Regions from separate parts of the Homo sapiens genome. Here region 1 is linked to region 2. Evidence: chromatin loops called from intact Hi-C (ENCODE). Cell type or tissue: GM12878. All regions are shown on one strand. Links, peaks and the distances in the headings refer to the core of each region. The heading gives the core; the rest is flanking DNA.

Region 1 (4,419 bases), core at 162-4,161, 180 kb after region 2:
ACCCAGTCTTGGGTATGTCTTCATCAGCAGTGTGAAAATGGACTAATACAACATACAAAAAAGCATCATCATAAGAACCAAAAATCAGAGCATAATTGGATTATTTCTAACAAAAATAATAAATGCTTGAGAGGATGGATACTCCATTTACCATGATGTGATTATTATGCATTGCATGCCTGTATCAAAGTATCTCATGTACCCCATTAATATATACACCTACTGTGTACCCACAAAAATGTAAAATTTAAAATTTAAAAATTTAAGAAAAGAGTACTCCTGGGGCTCATACTGCATTATGTCTTTATTTAAATGGTAATTATATGGGTGTGTTTACTTGGTTAACGTGCTTTCACCTTTATAGGTTATACATTGATGAAAATTTGTATACAGTCATACTCTCACATACATGGAAGAATGAAACCAGTCTACAAGCCCATCATGAGCAGGAATTATTTTTCTACAGCATCCCTTTTCAAACCAAGCTTAAAATTTCTGCAGTTGGGGCACCACTAATTTTTTAGTCACTAGTCAAATATTTCACAATTTCAGTTGTTAGACCTTTTTGAGGTATATAAGAGCATTTATTTGGTCAAATTTTTTACCTATAGAGGTATATAAATGCATGGAGGGGTGTGTGTGTATGTATGCATGGGCACTGGGAACATGCAAGTCAAAATATTAACAAATCTACATGGTGGAATTAGAAGTGGTTTTTATTACTCATTCCTTATATTTTCTAAGTATTTAACATTCAAAGTGTATTCCATGTAAAGTGGGAAGGTGCAAAATTACTCTTCTAAAGGAAAAATAATTGCCAATGAAGAGAAAACAAACAATAACCCACTGCAATAAATAAAGTGATGGAAATCCAAGTGATAACATCGCCTGTTGCTGTGACTTGAGTCTGGCTGACAGCAACCACAGTGACAACTTGTGGAGGCAGGTGACACGACCCTTCTTAGTTGTTCTCACAGCATAGTCTTAAGAAATTGAAGACTTACTCTTAATAAGAAAGATAACAGTAGCCTCTGTTATCTGAAACTGATCTGATGCTTCCACCTAAATGTCAGTATTACTCATTACAAGCTGACCATTTTGTTCCCCAGTTGGACATAAACCATCTTGCAGAATACTAAGATTGGATAAGGATATTCTGAAACTTTTATAAATAGAGAAAAAAACAAAGCTATTTCAAAAAGTCTCCTCTCTTGGCTAAAATGAGTGATTGTGAATTCTGCAACAAATACAGTTTAATCTTCATTCCAGGCTTTCTTCCTTATAGGTAAGATTCATTGAGATACTGAATGATAGAATTGCCCCTAATTAATGCCAGCATTGAATTTAGAGCAAATCCCTGCTTCCTTAGGCACTCTCATAAATTACCTAACCAAAGTGCAAATACTATGGAAGTTTTACTCTAATAACTTTTACTGAGAAACGCATCTTCCCCATGTTATATATTGTCCCTCGCTGCAACAGGTAATACTTGTTAACTTCAAGGTGTGTTCCTGATGTATTTTTGCTGAAGGTGCTATTTTCTTGATAGTTTATTGACTATTTTATTATATTCAGTTTTGGTGAGATTTTCAGTCAATTTCCTTTCTATGTCTGGCATCCTGGGCAGGAGAAATGACCTATAAAATTAATGTTGCCTATAAAGTGTGAACAGTAGGAGGAGAATTTTTCGTGTTCGTAAGCTCTACTTGTTTACATGACTCAGCTGCATACATGGAAAAATTTCTTAAAATTGTCCTTGAGTTAATGATATTTAAACCTAAAACATTATAAAATTCACTTGTAGTTGTGTTTCAAAAGTTCTGGTGGTTCTCATGTTAATTTTCATCCAGTGACTAAAAAACTCATATTCAGGTGACTTGGTAACCTCAGAGTATAACAACAGAAAAGTTATTCTATACAAGTCACAGGCTGGACATTTTGTCTTCCAAGATAGACAGAATCAAGGGGCATTACAACCAGTTTTACATTCATGGATATTGAAATCATCCTTAGTCATTCAGGAAAAACCTAATCAAATTAAAATAGAAACTTCTATTTTAAAGTATTTGATGAATAATCTTTGCAGAGATGCTGTGAAAGATAGCTGGACAACTAAGAGACAACTTAGTTTTTAGATAGTGAGATAAAGTGGTACTGCAAAAACAGATAAGCACTCTATCATAGGAATTCTAAGAAAGGACAGTGGGTATGGTTAATTAGTTCCATAGTTAGTTCCATTGTCATAAACTATATAATATCACCCTCTGGAAAAGACTCATTCTAGCTTATAATAAATGGCAAAATCTCATTGAGACTAATTAGATTGAACAAAATGAACTCAAGTAGAAGGTCAGTTTAAGGGATAATTTTTCTTAAAAATAACATACACAACAAAATTTCATATTTGCAATTCAATTTCACTTGGTAGAATGAAACTTCAAAATATGAAGGCTTAGCAAAATACACTTTAATAAGAGTCAATGAAAACAATGATAAATGAAGTTATAAATGCATGAATCTGTTTGGGAAGGACAAAATAGTGTGCTTGGTGTCAAACTTAGAAGTACATTTAAGGTGAATGTCGCTCCCTAGAGTTCCATTCACCAAAAATGCTTTATCCAAAAATGATGTTAAATGTGATTGGTTTAATTTTTTAATTACATTAAATTTAAATATAAAATACAAAAGAACATTAAATACACATTCAATTTGTCTTGGTGCCTTCTTTCAAATTCTCATTTTTCTTCAATATAAACTTTAGTCAGACACAAAAAAATAATTTGTTGTCAAATGCAAAGAGTATACACTGAAAGAATGTCTTTAATTTTGTCATATGTATTTAATTTTATGTGTTTGTGTGAATATATATGTATGCTTACAAAGAAAAAAGAGACTCTAAATGTAGATTCTGATATTTATATATTTTTTAAAAAGATATTTGGAGTATTTTGTAAGATTTAAAAGAACAGTGTGAAATAAGAAAAAATATAGTCAGGGAAATAAATTTTAATAATTAAAAACTCTTCCAGTTGAAATATGTTAATAAAGTGAACATATCAAAATATTTTAAAGCAATTGCCAGGTAAATATGAAAAGAAAAAGAACATGTAATAACACTGTTTAGGCAACTTCAAATGTTAAAACTTCTTTTTCCTGAGACCAGTCGTTCTTTTTACAAAGTATGCCCTAAATAATGCATTATTTCATAATGTTGCTTTATGTTTACAGGACATAAATGCCTTTATCCTATATGTAGATGGACAAATGAATATGTAAAGTTGGTGTTTGGTGAGCTTTTTATGTTATTAATTTGTAACTGGTAATTATTCCTATAAATTTCTTATGTTTCCTTAGTCAATTATTTAATGTCAATTTCTTATAGAATATGTAGTTGATGCCTCTAAGGTATCACCATTTTTATAAAGAAAATAATATGTTATTTGGTCTGGCGCAGTGGCTCATGCCTATAATCCCAGCACTTTGGGAGGCCAAGGCGGGTGGATCACAAGGTCAGGAGATCGAGACCATCCTGGCTAACATGGTGAAACCCCGTCTCTCCTAAATATACAAGAAATTAGCAGGGCGCGGTGGTGGGCGCCTGTAGTCCCAGCTACTCGGGAGGCTGTGGCAGGAGAATGGTGTGAACCTGGGAGGCAGAGCTTGCAGTGAGCCGAGATTGTGCCACTGCACTCCAGCCTGGGTGACAAAGCGAGACTCCATCTCAAAAATAAAAAAATAAAATAATAAAATAATAAAAAAGATGTTTTTTTGTGGCAAATATTACTTTTTCCCAAGTTCTAATTTCTAAGATTCATGAATATGAAAAGCACAGAGCAATCACAATAAACAACAATTAATCTGTAGGAAATACACTCAAGAAGTAATATGTTTATATATATTAATAATATGTATAATACTAAAGTAATATATAGTATTTAATCCTTATATTATTTTTACAAAACTAACTCATTAGAAGTACTAATATGAATATTGGATTTTATACAATTGAAGTAATAACAGATATTGTATATGTAATCTGTTCTGTTACTAGAGGAGAAGTTATGAAACATATGAGTTATAAGTTCCATTTCCTAATGAATCTTGAGATATTATAACAGTATACTACATAGAAATTATGCAATATATCATAACGTTTTGGTTGAATTATATTTAAACGTTTCAAAAAGTGCATAAATGAGGATAAAAACGGTTTATCATGTGAATTTCATATAGATTTCATCTACATTAGTGGAAAGTGTGTAAGCTAATAAGACTTAAAGATTTCTGTCTCCCTCTCTAACAATCCTATTTCAAACATCACATAGCTATATTCACTATGTCTGATCTTATCATGTGTTTTCTACTTGCCTTTTGTTTGTTTCTACTAAATTATTTATATATTTGCACTTAAATAATGTT
Region 2 (4,419 bases), core at 161-4,160:
CATCACACACCAGGGCCTGTCTGAGGGGGTGGGAGGCAAGGGACGGGAGAGCATTAGGACAAATACCTAATGTATGTGGGGTTTAAAACCTAGATGACAGGTTGATAGGTGTAGCGAACCACCGTGGCACATGTATACCTATGTAACAAAACTACACTTTCTGCACATGTATCCTGGAACTTAAAATAAAAAAATAAAAAACAAGCAACAAAGGAAGGTCTGATAATGATTAGCTTTCTAGAAACACCCGGATTTTTAGGGCAGAAACGTTAATAACTGTTAAAATAAAGGAGAAGCTATTATGAAAAAAATCTCAAAACTGGAAAACAAAGTTGACAAGATATCCCCAAAGCTATAACAGTGATGTATTTTTCCTTTCATAAGAGGAAAGCCTGCCTTCTTTGCAAAGCATTTAAAATGTATTTTACTTGATGGTGAAAGCAGAGATAATTTTGTAGAATTATATGTTTAGGGTTCAAAGGGACATTTCGGATAATCTGTGCCAATGTCTTGCCTACAAAGATAAGAAAATTCAGATTGAACATGGTTATGTTGCCCAAGGTAATTATTGGAGTCACTCAATGGACTGCTTCTTCTATTGATTTTTGGAACACGTGTCATTGACTGTTCCTTTACAGATGTCTTTATCATGTTGCTTCTCTCGTTACTTGTGTTTTTTCTTTCCTCTAAGTCTTCCTATTCATTCTCTCCACCAAATATATTAATGTCACATCATATACAAAAATAAATTTTGTAGAGTTTTGTAATCCTGTTTTTAAAATAGTACTTTTCTTGATATTATATAAATATGATAAATGTTGTTGTTAAAAGTGGGAAAATGGCAAAAAATCAAACATGTGAAGTATTTGCTATTGTGCATAGATTTATTATTTAGCTATGTTAAATATATCCCATCTCCACAATTAGACCAATGCTTATATTAGGAAGGAAACTTATATGTGAAACCAAAGTGCACCTTCGATTATGATTGATTATATAATTGATGAACACCTTGTAGGCATTCATACATTTTAGTGACTCATTAATTTATTAGAAAACTTTTTTACCTCTGAAAAATCTATGCTCCATTAATGTACATTTGAAAACACTACTTAAAACAACTATTTAACACAAAAATATATTTACCATTCTTTCTAGCTAAAATAAAAACAATGAAATCCTAAAATAAAAGGACAATGGAAAATTGAGCTGTAGCTAAATATTTAAATTATCTTAGACTCATGACTTGAAAAGTGTCTTAGAAATAATCTAGTTCAATATCCTACTTCTACTTCAATATTGCAATTAAGGTATTCCAATTCAGTGTTTAGCCTCTACATGACACTCAGCAGATTAAAATAAAAATCTGACTACCTTTTCATTATGTATTTTGCATTCATTGTAGATTTGCTGTCTGGAGAGATATATGAAATTTAAAGATGGCAATCCATTCCCTTCCCATCATGCTTCTTTTTCTACAGGTAAGCATTTTTCATTTCTCTAACTTTCCAACTCTTCTCCCATATCCTAATATTCCAAAGCTTTATCATTCTATTTATATATCTTTGCACACACTTTTTTTTTATTTCAATTTGATCCTTAAATTGCGAAGTTCAAACTAAGCATAATGCATTAGGTACATTCTTACTTAGAGCAATGTGTGGGCAGCACTGGATTTTTCTGGGCATGCGTTTGTCGCAAGGCAACTTAACTTCAAATTAACTCTTATTAGAGACATACACTTTTATGACTAATAGTCTTCTTATAATCACGCCATCTTCCAGTGTATACTTACATGATTTATTTACTTTTTAAATCTGAAAATAGAATATTATACTTTTTCTAAACACGATGAAATGAAAACAAGACATATGATTTATCCTAAAAGAATTGATGAGCCAGTAGGGGGCACACAGGAAACATCTAGGAAACACTACACTGTGAAATATTCACTTAAATGAATGAACCAAGTATATTGCAAAGGAGAATTAAATAGATACCTTAATAGAGACAAATAACATGGTATAGCAGAAAAAGGAAAAGAGTTTCATTTCCACATAAAATTTCAAGAAAGTTTTTATTGCATAATAAATTTTACTAAGTTTGGAAGGAAAAAATATAGAAGCATTGTATTGCATTATTGTTTTTGGTTTATTTGTTTTTCTCTCTTATTTGATCATGTTTATTTTATAGTAGAGACCTAACCTAATATTTAATGTCTTTAATACCAAATATAGTGCCTAGCCTAGTGCAGTTATCATATTCATGTTGAATTAATGAGTAAATGATGGATATTATTGGAAAAAGATACAAGGTTAGAAAAATGTTAGTAATAAAATGACATGGTAGATTCTTTGTTTACTGTAATTTTAATGCAGGTTTCATGAGGACCTTGGTTTTCAAAAAAGACCATCAAAAGGTCAGTTAATGTCAACATAATGGCAGTTGTGTTTGCCATGGTAAGAATGTTACTGTGTGGAGGTAGGAGATGATCTTAAAGACAGGTGTGACATGATAGGCATTGTCTTCTATGAATATGCTACTTAGTAAGGAAAAGGATACACTTGAAAATTTAAATAGAGTGGGAAGATGAGATCAGAAACTATTGTAATCATGAAGACAGAATGTAAAGGGTCAGAATTAGGGCAATATCACAAGACATTTGTAAAAAGTTTTATTAGATATAATTCACATCATAAAGATTCAGATTACAGATTTCCTGGATGACTTTTTAGTTGAAATGGTAGGAAAACAGAAGTTTAGAAATCTACCCTGTGTATCTGAGAAGACTAATGTGACTCAAGAAAGTCCTGATGTTCAATACCCTATTTAGTGTATTAAATGCAATGAATTTTTCTAAGTAATTCTTGTATTACATTTATATGTACTCAAAGGTAAGGTATTTCTTTTCCTGTGTTCCTGGTCATCAATTTATTTATTTATTAATTTAGGAAAACATTTATTTAGTCACTCATTTAAACTATATGTTTTAAACCGTTGTAGACTATAACACCACAATGGGGTACCAGACAGCTATATTCTACATAAAATTGTTTTCAAAGTTTCCTGATGTCAATTTATCTTCCAGAGAAACCCAGAAAAGGGGGAACTATTGAATTTCTATCCTGTTAACAATAACTTTCACTAGGTTTTTCTCAAATCCAATGCCTACAAATTGCCCAGACTCTCTTCTGAGCTATCCAACTATATCCCAAATCCCCAATAAAACAATAATTTGAATAAATATGCTATTGGATATAGTGTATATTTATAAACTATGATAGTATCAAACAGGCTTACAATTTTTGTTGCTTGTTAATGCAGTTTTTGAATTCTTTAACTTATATGATATAAAGAGAAGCGATTTCTGTAGAATTTCATTCTCCCGAAAATGTATCTTATGACACACTGAATGAAAAGCAATAAACACACTGTTAAGCAGAAAATTTCTGTCATTTATTTGTTTTCTCTTTTGTCTCAGAAGAAAGTCAAAATATTCGGTTGCTACATTAACAGCTTATTACAAGATCAGAGAGCAAAACAATCTAGAGATTTATTAGCACATACTAAAATCAGAGAAGTGTTTGTTTCATTTTGTGATTCAACCAAATGAAAGTCCATCATAGGTTTGGCACAAAATCTGCGCTTATAATGTTAGTATGCTCATAATAGTCAGTAAACACTGAGTAATAGAATAAGTCTAGTGACAAACTTTTACTGTTAGAGCCAAAGTGGAAAAATATCTTAGAAATTAATTTCAGTGAGTGTAATTTCTAGTAGCCTTTGCACATAAATTGAAAAAAAAGCTCTTGGATTGTCTGAAATCCTTCAGTTTTACATGTGACCATTAGAAACAACAGTAAAGTACATATTTCAGGTATATTACTAAACTAGCAAGAATGATAATCTTTCTACAGACATATTTATTATGAGGCATAAACCGAGGGCTCAGTGCACCTCAATGTGAGCTTACATAAATGGATCATACTACATCTAGTATTAAGAAACTTACTTTTTTTCATTTAATATTGTGGCTATAGCTCTGTTTTTATTTATCATAATGTATCACAGTTTATTGAACAGACTGTGTTTCCATATATTTCATTATAATCCATGATGTTGTGAATCTCTTTCTATACACATATATACACACACACAGAAGTTAAACTGCCAAAGCAAAATGTATGCATTTTTCATTTGCATAGACAATCCTAAGTCCCTTTCAAAAAAGATGGACAATTTCACACTCTCACCAAAACTGTGTGATGATATGCATTTTCTCACACACTATCAACAGTAGATATAATCAATATTTTTCCTTTTCTCCTATGATGATTGAAAAATGATATATGCCTCAAATTCTTCATGTTGATTCTTATATATTATAGCATTTTCACTGTTTAGTTGAACGTTTTCTTT

Evidence for each region. A loop is a pair of places that touch in the nucleus more often than their neighbours do. Peaks named below come from ENCODE experiments on the same cell type or tissue, not always from the same donor. Only the 100,000 strongest peaks of a DNase experiment are listed, where the experiment ranks them.
Region 1: it touches region 2 in a loop (2.3-fold over the local background); 1 of 110 quality-filtered maps calls a loop at or near these places.

The regions. Positions count from the first base shown.
Region 1 is chr2:155,040,402-155,044,820 of GRCh38, reverse strand. All of the region lies in intron 1 of LOC105373696 (a long non-coding RNA gene), which reads left to right. Among named protein-coding and RNA genes, the nearest start is that of KCNJ3, 340 kb to the right of the region's middle. In GM12878, for the core only: no CTCF peak of the experiment used is centred there; no DNase peak of the experiment used is centred there.
Region 2 is chr2:155,221,472-155,225,890 of GRCh38, reverse strand. It overlaps LOC124908060 (a long non-coding RNA gene), which reads left to right. Exons shown (of 2, transcript XR_007088685.1): 2 at 1,406-3,446. Among named protein-coding and RNA genes, the nearest start is that of KCNJ3, 520 kb to the right of the region's middle. In GM12878, for the core only: a CTCF peak has its summit at 1,914 (motif pointing right); no DNase peak of the experiment used is centred there.